2 separate regions of the Homo sapiens genome follow, and region 2 is linked to region 1. Evidence: chromatin loops called from intact Hi-C (ENCODE). Cell type or tissue: heart right ventricle. All regions are shown on one strand.

The links. A loop is a pair of places that touch in the nucleus more often than their neighbours do. Peaks named below come from ENCODE experiments on the same cell type or tissue, not always from the same donor. Only the 100,000 strongest peaks of a DNase experiment are listed, where the experiment ranks them.
Region 2: it touches region 1 in a loop (6-fold over the local background); 8 of 110 quality-filtered maps call a loop at or near these places.

The regions. Positions count from the first base shown.
Region 1 is chr10:129,028,208-129,036,207 of GRCh38, reverse strand. LOC124902559 (a long non-coding RNA gene) reads left to right here. Exons shown (of 2, transcript XR_007062390.1): 2 at 1-889. Among named protein-coding and RNA genes, the nearest start is that of LINC02667, 120 kb to the right of the region's middle. RefSeq lists an enhancer at 1,297-3,015. In heart right ventricle, a CTCF peak has its summit at 4,472 (motif pointing left); DNase peaks (open chromatin) are centred at 687 and 4,497; H3K4me3 peaks cover 530 bases; H3K27me3 peaks cover 3,127 bases.
Region 2 is chr10:129,885,849-129,893,848 of GRCh38, reverse strand. All of the region lies in intron 6 of EBF3 (EBF transcription factor 3), which reads left to right. Among named protein-coding and RNA genes, the nearest start is that of EBF3-AS1, 33 kb to the right of the region's middle. RefSeq lists an enhancer at 1-1,027. In heart right ventricle, CTCF peaks have their summits at 4,339 and 4,539; DNase peaks (open chromatin) are centred at 1,824 and 4,508; H3K4me3 peaks cover 1,037 bases; H3K27ac peaks cover 3,860 bases.

The sequences.
Region 1 (8,000 bases):
GCCTTTTCTGGCCCACTTGAAATTTGATGTCTTGGGTTGTAGCCTATTTTTAAGGTTGAGTCTCACTCTTAGACTATGAGCTCTTGAAAAATAATAACTGTGTCTTATTTGTCTTTGCTCTTCCACTTACATATAGGAACTACTAATGACATTTAGCAAATGTCTCTTTATCTTTTGATGGAGCAGAGAGAGGTCTGAGGATGAACTGCTTTCATCTTCTCGCTGTGTGATCTTGCACGGGTCCTTTCCTATCCCTCCTCTGCCACTCTTCTAGGACCGAAGGGGTTCGAGGGTGACCTTTCTGGCCACTTGCAATTGCTAAGAGTGTATTGATTTGAGAATTAAAGGAACGTGGCTCTTGAAATGTGTGTGCGGTAGAGGCCATCCAAAATAGCTAATGAAGAAACATCCTGGGGATTACGCCAAGTTCACAACGCATTTTAATGAGCCGTGAGTGTGTGTGAATGCGTGTGTCGACCACATGCACATTGATGGCTGTGGCAGGGAGGACGCTGTTTCTGAGAGTAGAGTCCTCACTTCTGAGAAACTTACAGAAGGTGGAACAGATCACGCCGTATTTCATAGCAGCCTAATTCTGACATGCATCTGCAAGCCTCATAAGTCGTGGTTTGGTCGGTGCTGCCCATCAAATCAACTTCCTGAACTTGTTTTCATCTGAACTCCAAGGCAGCCCAGGCGCGGGGGGAGCGCAATCGCTCGTGTCTGACTGGCTGCCTCTGAAGTCGTCCGTTACCAGTAGTCTGTTTAGAAGGTGGATTGTTAATTGTTTGATTTTTCTGCCAACAGGATTCCCTGCAAATTAGAATTGTAATCGCTGTGGGTATTTCCTGAATTAAAAGAAAATATATAATAAAATAAATAAATATTAGTTGTTTGGTTGTATAAGCTTTTGAGACCTGCGAGGCTCCTCATCAATTATTAAACTTGGCCGAAGATGACATTCCTAACTAGTGAGTGTGCCTGGAAAAAAAAAGACGCTGGCTAGAAAGCTTTGAGGCGCAAATTTCCACGTTCTTACTGCTTGGCTCTGAAAGTCTATGCCCGGAAGCTTTAATTTCTTTAATACTATATAATATAATTATATAGTACTTAAAAAACATGTAGTGTAGTTATTAAATATAGTTAGAATTTTAAATGTATCATTTGATATATTTAATACACACATGTATATATGTATTTTTAAGTGGGGTTTGGGCATTATTTAGTGTTCACACCTACGGAGCTCATTTGTCCAGCGCTATATTTAGGCATCAATAGGAGCGCATTAGGTAGCAAATAGCAACATGCTGGATTGGACACACTTCATAATTTGATGGCAGGAGAAAAATGGCAAAATATCGCTCTGGTCAAAGTTATTAAAGGCCAGGTTCACTACACGGTTCTGGTTAGGAGATAAAATATGAGAGGGCAGCTTACATATTGCCGTGATTAAATATTTACTGTTCAAAGAAGATTCACAGAACTTTTTAAAATTAATGGCTTCGAGTCTTTGTTTGGATAGTATCACAAGTATTGAACCATTTATTGAACTGTTTGCTGAGCTATTTTACTATCGTTAGTGACATCCTACATTGCCAGCCTTTCTCTCTCTCTCTCTCTCTCTTTCTTTCTCTCTCTCTTTTAAAAGAGAAATAGAGTGGAATCGCTCCCTTTCTGCTCTCACCAGCTGGTAGATATAAATTATATATTAAACTGTATTTGCAATGGATCACTGCAAGTGACAAGTAGTTTTCCGAAGGCTTTGTCATTGCAATGGAGTGTGCGCCTTTCGTACAGTGGTTAATATGAGTCCTTATTCATATTGTCCAAGTCTTCAAAAACATAATTCAGAAAAATGGGCAGCACTTAATAGAGCTAATCTCTTGTTCTGATTCAGCCTTCAAGATCAGCAGCCTGTAAATAAGTAAAAAAAAGGGCCTAAACGGATTTAGCGCTGTTAATCTTTCCATAGTGGGGATATCTAGCTCTTTAGTCTGCAGTCTTTGTTGACAGAAGTGGCTTCTATTGTGCCAGCTCCAGTGGCTCAGAAGCCGGTTCCTTTTGAAGGGACTGCTATCGGCCCTCTGCACGCGCGCCACCCTCGCCCTGCACCGGCAAGATAGGCTGGCCACAGCGGTGGAGGGAGAGATTGGTTTGTGTGTCACCCACAGCATATGCTGAATTCAGCTCCTGTAAGTGGTGCGGGGTGAATAGTAAGCGATGACAATGGCTTGTGCTACATGCTCTATGCCTCCTCTTGCTCTTATTTGACTTTGCCTGCTTCACTGATTTTATTATGACAGCCTGAATACTGAGGAGGGAATTAAACTGTTAAGCAGGCATCAGAGGCTGTCTAATGTTTAATGCAAGAGTCGGAGCATGTAAGAACTGATAATGAATACAAACAGGGCGACATCTTATTTGCTGTGTTTTTATTAGGATGACTTGAGAGCTTGACATCCATTGCTATCACTTTTCTCTTCTGTTTTTTCAGTTTTCGGGGGTTAAAATTTCTAGCACTGGTGACAAACGTGCCTAAATGTGATGTGAATTAAAGGCGGCTCTAGGAGATTGTAATACTTGGAAATCATCACCTATAATAATTATGTATAGATAGGAGGTAGTCATGGCTGTTAAAAGGTCACCCAGTGAGATGTAATTGCCTTTTTCATACTCCACTACATTTACTAGGACAGAAGCGCGACCCTGCTGGCAAGCGCAGTAAATATGCCATCTTGAGAATGTAATGATACATGCCAGCACTCTCTGGCTCTTGCTGACTGCCCAATTCCTGCGATGGGCTGGAAAGAAAATGGGCTGAAAATGTAAAAATAAAGTAATGACCACATGGTAAGAATGCGAAAATTAAAAATAAAATCTTCAATTAAATATCGTACCCCCCCCCCCCACCATGTCATAAAGACAGAAAGGTGCCTTATGCCATAATGACTTAAGAGGTGATTCCTAAAGGTCTTTTCTGTAGTTCTTCTTAAATAAAGAAACGGCAGCTGGAGTGGAGCGACGGCAGCCCGGCCGCAGCAGAGCCAGCCGCTCTCCGGGTTCGCAGCCGAAATTTCCAATGCCCTCGGTGACTCTTTAGAGAGCGGGAGTAAATGCCAAGTTGCCCACTTTGAAGGGACATGAATGCAGCTGGGAGACATCAGATTCCGTTCCACAGAAAGAAGCAGAAAATGTGGCGAGACTGTTTTGTCTTCCTGATTACACTGAGAGTGTATTGGGGCAGTCAGGAAAACAGACATATCCCTGGATATCCATATGCAGGCTAAGTCGCTCTTTTTTTTCTTATACGTGGCTTTGTTCCCAAGTACAGCAGAGGTGAGGGGTGGGGCGGGGGTGGGACCGGCAGGGCAGCACGGGAGAGAAGTGGCTTCCAAGAGCTTCCCTGGAAAACCTGCCATGCACCCAGCAAGGGAAAGGCTGGGGCTGTGGAGCAGCACATTGAGAAGACAAGAAAAGTCTGTTATTAAACATTCCCAGTAAATCACCGTTTGCACTGCAAACGCGTCCAATGCATGGTGGAAGGAGAAGCAGAGTCAGGAATTCTGTAGCGTGGAATGAGGGTAGCATTGACTTCGCAATCACGCCCTGCACTTCTATAGAACTGGATCAAGCAAAGTCTTCGTGGCGTGTGGACCCCAAGCTGAGTGAGATCATAGGAGCCCTCCTCTGTGTAGACACCAGAATATTTTCAAACTTACTATATCATTGTAGTTATCATGGAAATGGGTTTTAAATTACCGCCTTTTAACGGTGAACCCAGCTAACAGGAAACTTAGAAATCCAGCTGCCTAAGTCAACTGCTAAATTTTTAAAAAGTGAAATACAATATGTAATACGGTTCCCCCCGCACCCCAGCATCTTAAACATCCCTCTCCTTTAAAAATCTCCGGAGTGCTAGGCTATACTAGTTATTACCAATTGAATTTTCAATAGCCAACTTTCCAAGCCCTAACTTTGACAAATTTTATTTCACATTTGTCAAAGGAAATAAAGCTGACAGCATTACAGGGACTGTGTACTAAAAGTAGTATCTCAATTCCAGCAGTCTGTCCAACCTTTTCTTCCCTAGGGGAGCATTAAATCTGGACCCAATTCACAGCTTTGTTTGAACACTATATTTTGCCTTTTCTTTGCACCTTTGATATTTATTTCAGTGTTAAATCTATTCTTCCCTTCATCTATTACCCTGTTTTATTTCTGTTTTTGAGAACCTATATTTTTGCTAATAAATATTCACTGCACCATTTCATCCTGTACTTAATATGCCCAGTGCATGTTTTCTGTGCTAACTTCGCAACAGATTGAGTGGACATTCCACCGTTGCAGCATAGTCATAAAATTCAGGAACTTATAAAACCTACCTTTCCTCTTCCACCATCGCTTTGCTACAGTATATTTTCCGCCCTCTCCTCCCCGCTACTGGCTGTGGCCGCCCTGAGCAGAGCCACAGCTCCCCCCCGTGGCCTCCTGGGGGGATGGCTTCCCGGCCACACCGGAGACTCCCACCTCAGCCTCCTTCCTGAGTTTCCCATTCTGTCCTGGCTACTGCATTTCCGTCTGACCACATTTCAAACCCGGTTTGCAGGCCCCACTTCAAGTGCTGGGAGGTAGGTACAAAAGAAAGCAGCTGGGAAAAAATAATGTCTTCCAAACATAAGCCGACATATGTGTTGGCACTCATGTAGACAATTGGTGATATAGGGCTTGCACTCCCTTTTTTTCTGTCACCCTGCATCTCACACGCACACACAATACCTGTGTTTCTTGAGGGTAGAGATACGGGAGCCGGCACGGAGCTCAGTGCCGTGCAAACCCAGATTCGTAGGTGTGCTCTAGGGTCACCTTTAGGTTGCTTCAGGAAAATCCCCATGCAAGGTTCTTGCCAGATTTGGGGAAATGCTTAGTTTAATGGAAACACTGTTCACTTGGAGTAAGGTAGAATTATAGCCAACTTAAAACAAAAAAAAGCTTAACATATGACAGCGACTCAGCTGGAACCCTGGAACACAGACTGCACGCATCTCTGATCTTCCGCATCACATTAAGTAACAAAGACCAGAGGACTTCAGATATGTACTAGATAGACTGTGTTTGATCACAGTAAAATGCTTCGCCCCATTCCGGACTATGGATTGCCTCATTGATTTTTCTTCTCCCCTCCTTCCTGAAAGAAGGGACTCTTTTAAGTATGTCTGATTCTTTTAATTAGATCATTACTGCTACTGTAATGTTTACTCCAGTATAATCTCTTATGAATAGCATGGGGCTTTTTAACAGTAGATGTTACGCTGCCCCTGGTATCATTTGGGAAAATACACGCAAATAGTTAAGTCTGAATAATAAATATGGCTGCTTTCATACACGCTCGCGTGCGCACACACATGCACATACACAAATTCTTTGAAATCACTTTTGAAAAATACCAGCGTTTCTTGCGACTTAGGAAATGAGCTGCAGTCAGAGCGGGCACATCCGCCGTATTATGCATGTAAATGCATGCCGTCCATGGAGAAACTGGGTGTCGAGTGTCTGTCTGCGTTCGCAAACACAAGAAAGTTTCCACTGCAGTCATCTGAAAGATTTGAAAAGAACGACTTGAATCTGACCCCGATCTAGCTAGCAGGATCACCTAGAATTCTGTTTCTCTTGCCAAGGGTCTTACTTTCTTTTCCTTCCTTTTTTCTTTTCTTCCTTTTCCTGCTACCATGAGTCTATCTATCCATTCTCCCTTCTTGTGTTTTTCATTATGCGTTCTTAACCTCAGTTTGATGATCTGGACCATCTACGGGTTTGGCCGTGGTCAACTGGCTGCCCAGCGACGTAGCTGGGGCGCTTTGTGGATGTGCAGAGAGCACATCGGGAACTGTTCCCGCAGGCTGGGTCTCCCTGCATGTAAGTGCAACTTAAGGCTGTGGACCTGTGCGTGGGAGCAGCTGCACATATAAAAAAAAATCGTGGTCACTGATTTCAAAAGAATAACCATTAAAGAAAGTAAATATATTAAATGATAATTTCCAAAGACAATAATTAGTATAATAGATCTCTTCAAATATCAATGTTTATGATGTGAGTAATGGTGAAAAGCACCGTTTATTTGTTTCTAATGAAAGACAGAATAATTTTATTCAGGAAACTTAAGCACTTAGGTTCAGGCAACTGGGCAGGTCTGAAAGAGACCGTTCTTAGTGTGTGTAATGTAACTTCTATGGCACTGCCTCTTAAAGTATGTTAAATAATAAATAACTTATTAAAACATGTTCAATGTAATAATGCCCTTTTTCATGAATTGTTGTAAAAGAGAGATTAGAAAAGTAGAGGAAGCAGTCTTCAGGGGAAAATAACGGGAATTTCTAGCAGTAGAGTTGTGTAATGGTTCTATATTTTTAAAATGTGCCTGTACTCCATTCATAGTCATTTAAGTGCTTAAATAAGCACAATAAATGTAAATAATTTACTGCTTTGCAAACAGAAAATTGGGCAGAAAAGTAATTTTGAATAGCAAGTTGGCTTGCAATCTTCGATGATTTGGGACCCTGTAAAATGCAACTGACACGGCTGTTCATTAAACCGCTGCTATTGAGCCTTCTTTACATTCATTAGCGATTAATTCAGACAGATATTTAACTTAATAAGGTAAGCAAATAAACAAAAAATCACTTTCGGCGCCTTAAGGTTTTTAGACCTCTAATTGCTTTTGTGCCCTAATTATCAAGATTAACACCTTATACTGTTCTCACTCCGTTTCACTGTGCAAAAAGAAAAAAAAAAAAAAGAATGCCACCAGAGCATTTTGACATCTTTTAAGTAGAAAGTGGCAAAGGGTTAAGGATTTTCCCTTCTAAGACAAAATGACCACCCACCACAACCAGAGACTCTGGCGAAGTTGTGCGTGGATTTTTAAAAACATTAGCTGAACAGAGAGCCACACACGTCTGTGCTGAGAGAATAGAGCTTGCATGGAATTCTAAGCCAAGAGACGCTTCTGTCTTGCAGATAAATCAGACTTCCAGAAGGAGTGGTGGACTGCGTTTCGACTCTGCTCATCACGTCTCCGGCTATATTTTTGTTGCAGCATTAATCAAAGATTTGCTGTGTGGCTGTTATATTTAAAAGTTTACATTAACTTAAGGTCATGTGTAGTTGTCAGCACTTTGTAATTAGCGACAAACTACTTACAGGTCCTTGAATATTTACTGTAATAATATTATTCATAATAGAGTCATTCAGTATTCATGTGGATATAATATGTAATTCCATTGTAATTTAGCATTAATTAATGTCCACTTATTGCAGCATATTATAGTATATGAAACAATTTCTGATAAGAAACACCAGTGTAATTTAAGGATGAATCTGACATAATTTGAATAATGATATACATTGCTTCATGTCTGGATGCTTCTGTCCCCACCCCCATCTCCCTGCATGCGTGTGAGCCCGGAGGACCCTTGGAAATACCACATACACACGCATGCACTCCCCCACACACCCCTTGTGTGTGGAGCTGCGTAGGTATTTGTAAAGACACTCTGGTGTGTCTGGAATCCCTTTCTAGATCTTACTTAGGTCCGAATGTTGAAGTTTGCTACCATCAGAGCTTTCTGTTGCCACCGCAACACCTGCGCAAATTGCTGATTCAGTAGCTCTCCTAAAAAAGACCATCCTAAGACAGCTGCCCTTTCATATAGAGGCAACTATTCTTAAGTGACCATTACAACAGGACTTAAAAACTAAAAGCAAATGTCCGTGTATCTATTTATCCATCCGTCTCTCCTTCCTTTCTTTATCAATTAATGGATCAATTGATAGAGATATTTTTATATATCTTTTTGCCTACTGACCTATTGAGAAACAAAGTTAAAACTGACCATTCTGAACAGGAGCATCTAGGAAGCTAAGTGATGAGAGGTGCTAGGTTAGAATCGGCTGGCCGCTTTGAGACACTGGCTGTCTGCAGTGCTCCTGAAATAACTCTCCAG
Region 2 (8,000 bases), 860 kb before region 1:
ACAGAGGCGCTCACCTTGCTGTTGACCTCAGCAGACGTTCCGAGTCAGACTGATCAATGAAATTAACTGTAGCTTTAAACTCTGGCTTAGCTGGAGAGGAGGGGAGCGCAGAAGAAATGGAGAAGGTGGTCCGGGTTTCATGCGTGCGCTGTGATTTGCAGATTAGCTGGAGAGGCTCGTTCCCGGCGTCAGGAAGTTTGCCAGCAAGTCTTTGTTTACCATGCCAGGGGAAATTGTCAGAGCTGGTAAAAATTTTCTTCAAATTTTTTCATCTTCCTAATCTAACAGTTTACTGAACTTGATAAGTGTCCTATCAACATGTTAATCAAATTACTTATGAACAAAAATTGACAGTTTTCATTAATTATACAAGATTATTCTAATTGCAATTCAAATTTATTCATTTAGAACAGAAGGTATTCAGTAATATTTTACAAAATTTGCATATTAAATGGAGGGAGTTGTACATTATGTATGATAATGTATGCACATTTTCTTATTTTTAACTTCAGGGCCATATGTGGTGCTGTTGTCGGAGCAGGTGAAAAGTCTGAGTGTGTTTAATTTGCTTGACAAACATTAGGCTGGGGCTTGTCAAGTGGAGTATAGTGAATGCCAATCTTTATTTACTCCTTATTGATTACCCCAAACTCTAAACATCTGCATACCTTGTATAAATTTCCACTTATGAAGCTGAAATTGATGAATGAAAGCCCATGCCATTTCCCGGGGATTGGTACATTTCAGGAGTGAATCACAATCAATTATTGTCATAGGACTATTGAAATATAAAGGGAGAGCTGGGAGGGAGGGCCCAGCGCCCTGCTCTCACGATTGATTCAGGCAGGAGCCTGTTCCGAACCGTGTGTGCCAGATTAGCCCGTGACTTCATGACGAGCATGGGAAGTATGCTAATTAACGGCTGGCTGCCGGCGCCCTCCCCTAAAATGGGAAAATACATATTTGGGGGTTATGATTTGATGGCGACGTTCAAGTGCGTTGTCACAGATTGGGAAAGCGTTTTCATCAAGCTGGCTTGTTATGCCTCGTTTCGATGTGGTTTAAGCAGCAGTCTTATTAGGTTAACCCTGCTCAGTGAAAGCAAGCAGGCTTACTTTCTGATTAGATAAAATGTGCAGGCATAATGGGAAAAGTCATTAAGTGATGAATGTACTCTTAGACATGGACTAATCATACTCTATTTATGTAGCTGGTTCGTAGCTATGACCCTCTCGTGTGATTCTTGTGCTATATTTATGGTCAGTGGTGATTATCATTAATTTGTAACGCACATAAACATTCATGCAACACGGCTCACTCTCTGAGCCGTCACAGGAGGCCTCATTCCCGGTCTGGACCCATGGTGTTGCTCACCTCACAGGTGTCCGGCATCCGTGGCACCAAAATCCCCAAATAAGTGGAAATCGCCAAACAGCTCATTGCACTTGGCTCCTATGGTTCCAATGACAACAGTTTTATATGGAAATTGAGTTCATCAAATTAATTATTCACTGCTTTTACGGGAGTGGGTTCCAAAGCAGGGGCATGTGCACACTGTGAAGACCTACCCCTCTCCTGTTTCCTTGGGGGCACCCCAGCACCGCCTCCTGGCCCCAGGTAGTTTCATAAGGGCTCCAAAGAGGAACCCGACTAAGAGCCCCGCTACTCATCAGTTGGAGCCTGGGACCCGGGGAGAGACCCGGGATCATCCTGCTCAGTCAAGTTCACTTGACTCTGTCATTTCTTGCCGCTGCTGAGAAATGCTTCCCCTGCCAGTGTCCCAGCCCTGGGTCCTCAGGCAGGCCGTTGGCCAGAGAGAGGCGGGCCCATCAATCTCCCTTAACAGCCTGATTGGCTGCAGGTCAGCTGAGAGGAAAAGGTTTGAGATTGGGACGGGTTTAGCCAGGAATCTCGGAATTTCCCGGATAATTGGGGGAGAGTGACGCCAAGCTCTTCCTGTCACTTTTAGATATTTCTGAACTACCTCTGTAATGAATTGGAATGCCTCTTACCAGGGCCTCAGAGACGCCGTGAGCCACTGAAGTTTATGCTCTCCAATTATCCAGAAGGATTCTCAAAAGTGGGCTGTGGGCCTCTGAGCTCTGTTGTGCTTGTAATACATGGCATCACCTCCTTGGGTGGCAGACCACCGGGCCACGGATCCACAAAGGATGGCGCGGCCTGCTGGGGACCCTGTATTGGTACAGACATCACTGCAAGTCTGACTCAGAGCTAATTGCAGATAGTTCATTTAACTCTGACTTCTGCAAAAATGGATGTAAATATGGAGGGAAACACACAACAGTCGTTTTCGTGAAGAACGGCCTTAGGACAAAGACAAAGAATAAAAAATGTCTTTTGTATTTACTTGAAACAAATGAATGGTATCAGGTGAAAAATATCTGTCTGTGCTTGTTCAGATTTAAGGCCTACAAATTTGCACCTTATTCCAATTTCCTGCATGCACGGGAGGAAGTGCGAATAGCTTATTCAGAGGCAGATTAATGCAAAAGAGCTGAGAGGGCACATAAATCTACAAGTAGTGACTTGTACCATCATGTAGGTGTAATGATTATCAAACTGGAATCAGGGCTCAGAGTATCAGCTTAACACAGAGAAAATTTGCTTGATGGGAGAGTATTAAAGTCATGCTATAATATATCCATATACTGTGACTAAATTTTATAGTTCATGAAGCATATTAGTATTACACTATATCCCGGTACATTCAAAAGGTGATTTCCATTTAGATGCTCATTTTTCATGAAGATAAATATGACATGAATCATAATTTCCCTGAAGTAAATATTACAAATAATAAAATACTCAGGCAAGCAAGTTGAGGAATGACAGTAATGTTTTCCATTTGTATGGTAAGTGGCGAACCTTGTGGCCTATCAAGTAACAAATTGAATGTTTAATCTTTCTCCATGCAGATTGAGGATGGCAAAGTAGCGCGGTCTCACAACAAATTGAGAGTTCTCTGGTGACTCGTGGAGTATCAGCTCTTTTGCCTTCAGAGGCCAATAGAGGGTGTCAGCAGAGCTTTGTCAAAATAGATCACGAGCATGAAGTTGTAAAATTGCAATTTACAACAAAAAGACTTTGGGATAACGGGCAAATCTTAGGCATGCTAAATACATAGCAAATATTTAGAGAGGCTTTGTAAGCAATTTAAATATTGTTAGGGGAAGTTGCTTAGCATCTGTGGAGCATCCCAGCGGTAAAGAAAGAAATGTATCCTATCAAATGGTAAATAGTCTATTCCAAATGATAAAAATATTCTTTAGATACTAGCTGATCGAGTTAAACTAATTGGTTGACGGTGCCTTAAAGCCGTGCCCAGTATTAGGCTGGCGGAGGCCCCGCTGTGCACGTCACACCTTATGGTGTTAATGGCGCTCTTTGTGCTACATCATCTTTGCCGATTTGCCCTCACATTTTGGAGTCCCTCCGGGCCTTGGGGATCCTGGTGCAGCAACAGCTTGTTTCCCTGGGATCTCGATGCTGGCCTGGAGCCGGCCTGCCGCCTGGGGTCTCGGCAGTCCAGGCCACAGTTCAGGGTCACTTGTACCACACAGCCCGGGGATGTTCCTTCTGCTGAAGGTTCTGTTGTATATTAATTTTAAGTTGCAGTGTCTGCACTGCAAGATGACACCACTCGCATTTTGATTAAGGATTTTATACATGAAAAAATTTTCATTATCTGAGTTCCCAGAGACCTCCCTGATTGGTTGGCTGTCTGACCCACAGCTGTGTCTCCAAGCGTCGGGGTAAGGACTCGGGCACATGAGTGTGCCCTGCACTACCTCTGGTACATGAACAATTAATGGGGCTTTTGACTCTCAGGGAAGTCAAGACTCTTCATAACCAAAAAAAAAAAAAAAAAAAAAAAAAAAAAAGGCACTTCAATGGGCTTTGCTCATTTTCCCGTTGATTTCAGGGAATGTGGAAAGAGTCACTGAGTTACAGGGTAGTAAAAGTGGTCGGGGGCTGCCTCTGCATGTCCTGAGCCTCTACGGTTTGCATTTTTTTTTTTTTTTTTTGCAGATGTGACATAGCCATGGGAAAAGAAGTGGAGGAATATGGCCTACTTCCCCTCCCTGCACCCAACAGGACATTCATTATTTATCCTGGTTGTTTTCCTCTTTTAACTTCTGCCCAAATTATGAGTGAGGATATCTGGTCATTAGAAAGTGAACGGAAGATTCCCCTGCATCTGTCTTCTCTTATCAAATGAGTCAAGGGAATGTGTGTGGAACTCACTGGGAATGTGTTGCTGGCTGTTTAGCGGGTGGGGGGTGCAGGGAGGCTGCAGAGTTTGGGGAGCAGGTGGATGATGGAACCGTCCGACAAGAAAGCTGTGCTCAGGCAGCAGAGCCCACATATCAGTGGGACGGCCCAGCCGCAGGAGGGGTCTGTCCCAAGTGTGTTGCAGGCAGGAGCTGCTCCCAGCCCAAGGCTGCCCGCCCACCCTGGCGTTTGCTGGTTTCCGCTGAGGCCCGTCCGAGAAGCCCTCTAGTGGGGACAAGCGGGACCACGCTCCTGTGCCACGAGCTCTGGCCTTGTCCCTTTGGCCCCCATGCTCTCTGTAGACCCTGCCCCAGCGGGAGGGCAGTGACATGGAGGGGCGTTGGGGTCTTCTCTGCAGGGCACATGCTGCTCTGTTCACCTGCCAGGGCTTTGGCGGCCAGCAGAGGGGACCACCATGTCCTTTGCAAAGAACCAGACCAGGGCCTTCTGCAGATGCTGGGCTGCCTTGTGGACAGCTGCTGGTTCCTTCCCATGAGCTCTTGGAAAGTTGCACAAACCCCGACTGGAGGGGCTGTTGGGGAGGGGACAGGGGTTCCCGGTCCACCCCCTCTGCTGTCACGCCTCTGGCCTGTGCGCCGCCACCATCTGTATAGGCCCAGGCCTGCTGCTCCCTCTGCCCACACTGGGGTTTTGATAATTCCCTACCTTTTTTTTTGTAATTGCAGAATCATAAAATATTTTAATTTCAAGGTTAGCAATTTTCTCTTGCATACTTAATTTATAATTAGCTGGTTTATAAACCTGTTCTGCGAATATAATTTTACTGTTGCCAAATGTTCTTCATGAATAATTAAGGACAAATCCCTATTTATCAAATTATTAATATACCTAATAGCCTTGTTTTCATAAACAATGCATTGGAGCTGGATTTAAAGAAAACCTTCTCAGAGGGATCTGGTGTTCGGTTCCCACCGCGGCCGGGACCCGCTCTGGGCATCCGCACAGAGGGATGCTTGTGCTGCGCCGATGTCGTGGCCCCGGCCTTCTTTCCTCCACAAAAGCGCAGGTATCAGTAGCTGGACAAACACAATGGCCATTCACCAGTGGGACTGGGCCTCCGCGGCCTTGTGAACAATGTTGTTATTTGTTCTAGCAATTCACCAGGAGCATTTTGGAAGGAAATGTAACAGATGAAACCCTCCTTTCAGCCTTTAACGACCTCTTTAAATCCTGCCCCCATCAGGAGTCTACCAGTTTTCAAAGCGAGGAAAGCAACTTCGACGCGCCAGTTTGGATCTAAGGACGCAAAAGCCACCGCCTCGGGCCCTTCAGTCTGTTGACTGGGACCATGTGAGGTTCAGGTCCAGAAGGCGGAGGAAGAGCCATAGCGGGTGCTGCTCCCCGACAGGAAAATGGAAAATCACGCGGAGGGCGTGACGCATGCTCGCTGCAACTCCTTCCTGGAGCACGCCCACGTTCCATCGAGGACAACGAAACTGTTCTTCTCCCTGTGCAAGAAATTCAAGTCCTTTTCTCACGAAGAGAAGGTTCCCAGCTTACCCTATCAATAGTTTGAACAATTGGAGAAAAATAAGCAAACCACGAGGCCGATTGGGATGGATCAGCAAGGAGTTTCTATGGCATGGTCCCGGGCTTCCCTACTGGACGTTTTAGGGACTGAGCATCTATGAGGAGCGTGGGGGCGGGTTAGCTGATTTTGTTTGCCTCTTACCATTCGCCAGGTTTATAGTCAACGCTCTGAAAGGAGATCAGGGCCGCGGCGCCTCTCTTCTTGGGGCTGGCATGTGCGAACCCACCACTCGCCATGTGTGACTCCATGTGCATGATTCATTCCAGAGCAGTTTTAGTCCTCATAAAATATTCATTTTGGTTGTGCAGGGCCCTGTAATTGCCATCTCTCACCCTGAATTATTTATACCTTGCACAGACTGACAAAGCTTTGCCATGCGGCCCTAGATGAATCAGAAACACGGATCTTTGCTGCCAACAGCATTATAGTTCCACAAAATATGGCACCAACGTCATTCTGGGCTGCCTCATCTCTAAATCCAGCTTTTCTTGATTTGACATTTTCTTTACTCTTCCATTGTCTTAGCCAGGCAGAAAGGTTGCCTCTTAACTGTAAGCAGCAACCTTTCTTGCTTGCATTATAGCCGCTGTGCTTGAGAGAACTAATGTATCTTTATTGCCCTTACTTTTTTATGCTCGGTAACAAGACAGCGCTTGGGCTCACTTTAGAGCCATATATTATACATTAGCGATAAAATGATGCAAATAGTCCTGAATACTCTTCAAACAGATAGTGGAGATCAGGCTGGATCAAGCTGCTTGTCACAAAAACAGAAAATGAAAGGTGACGTGCAAAGTTGGGCCGAGTGGCATGCTCCCCAGCCGTGGGCTGTTGCAGGCCCAGGGCTGAGGGTCCCAGGTGGGGCTGCAACTTGTATGGGCTTCTTTGTGGGCCAGTGCCCCCGACTCTCAGCATCCTAAATGCATCTATTCACCTCCCCCCCCCCCCCGCCCACAACCCCCACCCAGCCTCTTCCCCGGGCCTGTGCTTACCCTGACATCTCCATGTTGCAGCCAGGCGCTGATCGGTATTTCCTTCTGTTTCTGCATTCCAGTGTTAAAACCCCTTCTTGACCAGGGGCACTCAAGTGTGCGTCTCTCTGTGTCTCTCATACATAGTCTCCTGCACCCCACACGACAGGAGAGGAGCGGTTAGAAGGACAGACATTGGAATCACATCTGAAGATTTAGGAGAACCGTGCTAATGTGAATTAGGCACTGGTAGGATGGAGCTAACTCCCCTGCAGACCTTTTAAAACAAGAAGGGAAAGAAACCCAGTCAGCTCTGAATGTCGGGAGCTCTTGTTTCTGAGCAGAGACAATGACGACCTGCAAAAATCCCAGGGAAAAAAAAATTCCCACATACCAGAGGGCCGCAGAACAGATAATCTGTGAAATATTCCAACACAGCTGCCTGGTGGCGTGGGGAGCCGAGCAGGGTTTACTGAGATTTTAACACCTTGGTCCTTCCCCGAGCCACAGAACGGGATTAATTTATGGCTCCTGGCTCATCAACAAAGGGAGGTGAAGAGAGAGGGCTCGGTGCTGTTCCGAGTAATGGATGACCTGTACACACATTTCTCTTGTATATGTTGACACGCAGGAGTAATGAAGTTAAGGCTTTGCACACATGTGCCCCTCATTAAGCTGCATTACCTGCATTAAAACTAATAATTGCCACTCAGAGCTGTGCGCCCATTAATCATTTATAATGTTTTAATAAGTTTTTAATCAGGACCTAAAAGGCTAGAGAGCCGCATAGGCAGGTCCAACACTGGTGTCCTCCGTGCATGCACAGGCTTGATTTAAAATGTGATTTTTTTATTAATAATTCAGCCTACAAAGATGATAGTTCTTAATTAAGCAAGCTGGTGTGGATGGGGGAAATGTACATCCGAGGAGGAAAGGATTAACAAGATCTTTCCCACTTGGAGATGGGAAGCAAAAAAAAAAAAAAAAAAAAAAAAAAAATTAAAACCAAAAACAACACCCCCTCACCCACATTTATTTTGAGAATGACCTCCCCAGCCATCAGGAATCAGGATGGCGAAAGAAGCATTCCCGTGATCTTCAGATCCCTAAAAACACACACGCGTATGGTGGGAGAGGCTTGAAACCCTAAGTTGGGATAAGCATAGGCACTTAATCTCTGCATA